Regions from separate parts of the Homo sapiens genome. Here region 1 is linked to region 2. A link is a loop called in an ENCODE intact Hi-C map of the cell type or tissue named here. Cell type or tissue: PC-3. All regions are shown on one strand. Region 1 overlaps LOC105370094 (a long non-coding RNA gene). Region 2 overlaps FBRSL1 (fibrosin like 1).

The links. Peaks named below come from ENCODE experiments on the same cell type or tissue, not always from the same donor. Only the 100,000 strongest peaks of a DNase experiment are listed, where the experiment ranks them.
Region 1: a loop joins it to region 2, with 2.2 times the contacts of the local background. A loop is called at or near these places in 1 of 110 quality-filtered maps.

Annotation. Positions count from the first base shown.
Region 1 is chr12:132,599,438-132,601,937 of GRCh38, reverse strand. It overlaps LOC105370094 (a long non-coding RNA gene), which reads right to left. Exons shown (of 3, transcript XR_001749425.2): 2 at 621-1,871; 3 at 150-341. Among named protein-coding and RNA genes, the nearest start is that of LRCOL1, 9.9 kb to the left of the region's middle. RefSeq lists enhancers at 1-471, 472-1,007. In PC-3, a CTCF peak has its summit at 1,334 (motif pointing left); a DNase peak (open chromatin) is centred at 1,327; H3K4me3 peaks cover 1,256 bases.
Region 2 is chr12:132,522,558-132,525,057 of GRCh38, reverse strand. The region is part of intron 2 of FBRSL1 (fibrosin like 1); the gene reads right to left. Among named protein-coding and RNA genes, the nearest start is that of FBRSL1, 34 kb to the right of the region's middle. In PC-3, CTCF peaks have their summits at 828 and 1,028 (motif pointing right); a DNase peak (open chromatin) is centred at 447; H3K4me3 peaks cover 371 bases; H3K27ac peaks cover 411 bases.

The DNA.
Region 1 (2,500 bases), 77 kb before region 2:
AAAATCAACTTAGTCTTCCCACGGATGGGGCTGAGCGATGTTTTCTGTGGATACAAGTTGCTCAGGTGTGAACCTCCCTGGGCGTGTGTGGGCGACAGACACAGCCTCCATCACGCGATTCCCATAAGAAGTCAAAACAAACCTCCATCCTGATTAGAAGCTGCTGAGAACTGAATTTTCCACGCATACCTCTACCTGTCTGAAGCCGTCCCACACCCCAGTGTCTAGATCCGGAATCTTCAAACAGGATTGCCCAATGCCAGCAGGACACGTCGGAGACACCATCAGGCTCCTACCTTCATGTTGATGTCAGATGGGTGAGCCCAGCACGGGGGCCATCCCTATGTGGGTGAGCTGAGGTTTGCAGGCTGTCCCCACAGAGGTGAGCCAGGGCTCGGGGGCCGACCCCACGGGGGTGAGCCAGGGAGTGGGGGCCGACCCCATGGGGGTGAGCCAGGGAGTGGGGACCGACCCCACGGGGGCGAGCCAGGGCTCGGGGGCCGTCCTCACGGGGGTGACCCAGGGAATGGGGGCCGTCCCCATGGAAGTGAGCCATGGCGCGGGGCCCATTCCCACGGGGGTGAGCCCAGCAACACCAGGGAAAAGCTTCCTCAACTCACCTTCCCCACAGGTAGCTCCCGGCTGCTTGGCGCTCCTCCTCCCGCAGAGATACCGGAAGCACACGGGGGCCGTGCCGAGTAGGGACAGGTCTTGACCCAGTACAGTGAAAAGATCTTATTTTCCCAAACTTCACAGAAACATCAACCGTGTGTTTGTCAGAGTCAGTTGGCGGCAGACGCCACACCAACATGGGGACAGGGGCGTCTACGGTGAGGGGTTGTGCGCTGGTTCCAGGAGGAGCAAAGTGAGCCCAGCAGGCAGCCCCCAGGGTGGATGCAGAAGGGGTTCCCTGCCTGGCGCTCGGGAGACGGTGGGGCCACAGCCACTGATTTGGAGAAGCTCTCTGGGTTGAGGCCGGGGGCCCACAGCGGGGCCAGCAGCACTGTGCGCTAGAGGGAAGCACCTCTGGGTCTACGCGGCCAGGGGAGCCACTGAACCGGGAAGCCCCCGCTGCACCCACCCATGGCAGAGGGGCTGCCGGTGGGCAGTTCCAGAACCATCTATCAGTGTGAGGCTGCCGGCCCCAGGATACCGATGATCCCCCCATCTGTCCAAACCCCTCGAATCCTGTTTGTTGTCATGTTGGGTCAACTTCACTATGAATTTGGAAGTCTAAGAAAATTACAAAACGAAACAACATCGTGAAAGGGCGTCAGACGCCACCGCTTCTGAGTGCGCCTGTCCGTTCCTTCCACATGGGCGCCCTCTCCCGGCCTCTGCCTGGCTGTTCCTTCCGCATGGGCCCCCTCTCCCGGCCGCTGCCTGGCCAGAGTGTGGCCAGGGTCCGCCCCTGCTCCTCAGGGACACAGCCTTGCTGTGGACTGATCGTGTCCTCGCATTCATGGGTTCAGGCCCTGAGCCTCAGCGTGACGGGACTGGAGTGGGGTTCTGGGAGGTGACTGAGGTTTTGATGAGGCCGTGAGGGGCCTTACGAGAAGGGAATTCACGCCCTTGTAATAAGAGGCTCCAGGTGACCATGGTGGTAAACAGTCACGCACTGTGAGAAAAAAGAGACAACAGAGCCGAGCGTGCCAGCTCCCCCTGCCCTGCCATGCCCACCTGCCGGGGGAGGACGCCCTGGGAAGGCAGCTGCCTGCAACCCAGAGGGGGGCCCTCATGGAGCTTGTCCTGCTGGCACCCGGATCTCAATGTCATTATTTTAGCTGCTGGGTGTGTGGTGTTCCGCACGGCAGTCCAAGAAGGCTGAGACGATCCTTGTAGCGAAATCCTGAGAAACCGTTGCTTCCACCCTAACAGTGAGAACAAGCCAGATACGCCGCAACGTGATCGTTGTTATTTTGACCACTCATCCTCAAGTTCTAACAAAATGATAATTTTTAAAAGACAGAACAGAATAGGTAAACATAACCCATCAAACTTGAAAGCATCTGGAAGAAGTGTGGCTCCCAGCACTTCGGGAGGCTGAGGTAGGAGGACTGCTTGAGCCCAGGGGTTTGAGACCACCTTTGGCAACATACCAAGATTCCATCTCTACAAAAAATACAAAACTTAGCTGGGTGTGGTGGTGCATGCTTGTGGTCCCAGCTACTAGGGAGGCTGAGGCAGGAGGATCACTTGAGTCCAGGAGGTCGAGGCTGCAGTGAGCTGTGATTGCATCACTGCCCTCCAGCCTGGGCAACAGAGCAGGAACTTGTCTGAAAAGAAAGGGCCGGGCGTGGTGGCTCATGTCTGTAATCCCAACACTTTGGGAGGCCGAGGTGGGCGGATCACAAGGTCAGGAGATGGAGACCATCCTGGCTAACACAGTGAAACTCCATCTCTACTAAAAATACAAAAACAAAATTAGCTGGGCATGGTGGCGGGCGCCTGTAGTCCCAGCTACTCAGGAGGTTGAGGTGGGAGAATGGTGTGAACCCGG
Region 2 (2,500 bases):
GCCACCACCCCTGACACCAGCCAACATGGGCGCCGATGCGTGCCAGGGCCTGGCCCGGGCGCTTTGCACACACTCACACATTTGCTCACACGGTGGCCCCGAGTAGAAACTATTTTCCTTTACATTTCACGGATGAGAAAACAGAGGCGCAGACAGGTTAAGTGACCATGCAGGGACCAGACCCCGAGCCCTGCATGTATTTACTTTTTTTACTTGGAAATAATTTCAAACCTGCACAAAGCTGAGGGAAGTGAGAGGCCAGAGCTCCTGCTGGCCAGCGCCCAGCAGGGACGCCCCTGCACAGCCAGCGCCCAGACTCACGTGGAAGCCCAGCGGTCTCCCTCTCTGGCCAACTTGGATCTGGAACAATTCTGCACCTTGTAGTGACACGCCCCAGCACATCTGGGCCCCCAGGCCTCGCATGCCAGGGCCCCTGGTGAGGTTCTTTACTTTGAGTCATCCAAGTCAGGAGCACGCCCCAGCCCGGGGAAACCCGTCCCAGGACTGGCTGGTGTGGCTCGCTGCAGCCATGAGCCTGGCTCCCTGCCGACCTTCGGCTCAGCCAGAGGCCCGCTCTGTGCACCTCCTGCAGCAACAGGCCTCCCTGGGTGGCTGACAGGGTGCACACAAGGCAGACGGTGCCAGTGCGAATTAAGGGATGTCACCCAGGCCCCTGAGGTCAAATGCCCCCGGCCCATGAGGTCCATCAAGCCGCACAGTAGCAGGCACCCACACTGGAGGAGGCCCTGGCCGGGCAGGGATGCAGCCCCGAGGAGTCTGAGCCTTACTGGGCGGGAGCCGGGGGCAGGGTGGTGGGCTAGTGACCTGCTCAGCTGCACAGTAGCCCTCACAGGCCCTGGCCAGGCTGCCCGGCTCTTCCTGGCACTGTGGCCTCGGGCAAGCGACTGGCCTGCCCCAGCCTCAGTTTCGGCATCTGTAACTGTAACATTCGGGAACCCTGGCAGGGCCCCTCGGTGCAATGAGGTTTAGGTGGAGGCACGGCCTGTGCAGCAGAGCCCGGGGCCGGCACCTTCCAGGCCACCAGGGGTCACTGTTGTCACCAGCTGGACTCTCACAACCTCTCCTTTCTCACCCCCGGAGCTGGCACCACGGTCCCAGCTGGGCAGCCCTGCCCACCGGGTCCCACACTTGCTGCCCTGCTGGGGCCATCAGGGGTTCTGTCCACCTCTGCAGGAAGCCACGTGTCCCACTCCTAGCGGTTCTCAACGCGGGGTCCCGGGAATGCATCATCGTCTCCCAGAGCCTGCAAGGAATGAGTTTCCAGCCCGCTCCAGGAACCGTGTATCACCGGCCCCCTGGGGAGTCTGACCATTGGCGATGGCCCCATGAGCCCTGCACTCACTTCTAGGGACAGAGGCTCAGGGCAGTACCTGGCAGCGATGGGAAAGGCTGCCACAGGGCTGCTGAGTATAGTGGTGCAGGCTGCTCACTGCCCAAGGACACCTGGCCGATGGGAAGGGAGGTGGGTCGGAAACACCCACACAGCTGAGCCGTGAGGAGTAGGGCACCTCTCTACACTTCACACCCACACAAAAGCCACCTCCGGTCAGGGCTGGGCGCAGATGGAACGCGTCACCCCCATGCCACAGAGGGGCTCGGTGGGCTGCCCTGCGTGTGCTCCTCCCAAACCCGGAGGCCCTGAAAGGTGGCCAGGCCGGTCGTGGGGTGGGGTCTCTTCCCCTTCCTCGGGTGGCCGGTTTTAGCTCTGAAAGTCCCACGTCTCGAAAAACCCTGTAGAACTGGGAATCTGTGTCCTGGTCACCCCACTCTGTCCCCAGGCAGGACCTCAAACAGCCAAGGTGGCTGCCCTCAGCCCAGCCGCTTCTCAGTGCTGCCAGCCACACCAGGGGCCGGGGAGGCCACACGTCCACTCCCAGCAGGAGCTGGAGGGACAAGATCACAGTCCCTGGATGACAAGTCCACGTCTGGGGCCAGAGGGGGCCCCTTTTGCCCTGGAGGGTGGGCAGGAGCTACTGCACCTGTGCCCACCCCAGCCTTGTGGTCTGCCCACCTATCTGTCCACCCGTCCAACCGATGCTTATGGAGCCCTGACGAGCCAGGTACCGTTCTGGGCAGTGAGCAGAGCCGACCCAAGCCCCTGCCCCCCCTAGAGTGACAAAGGAGTGACTGTTCCCAGTGCACACAGAAGGTGGCTCCGTCTGCCAGGCGGCAGGTGCGGGGGGAAAGGCAGCGCAGGCCGGGGAGGGCCCCGGACACAGCTCACTGACGGCACCAACGGCCCAGCACACACACTGCAGCCCTGAGTTGCCCTCCTCACAGGGCACCCTGCTGCTCCACCAAGCCTGTGCTTCCTGGGGTGGGGAAGGAAGGCTGAGTCTGTCCAGTTATGTCAGCAGGTGGGGCGTGCAGCAGGAGCAGGGCAGGAGGAACAGCTCCCTGTGGGCCAGCATGGAGCGCCTGTCAGTTTCTGTGACGTCAGTATCCAAACCAAAGCTGATGGAAGCCACTAACAGTTTAA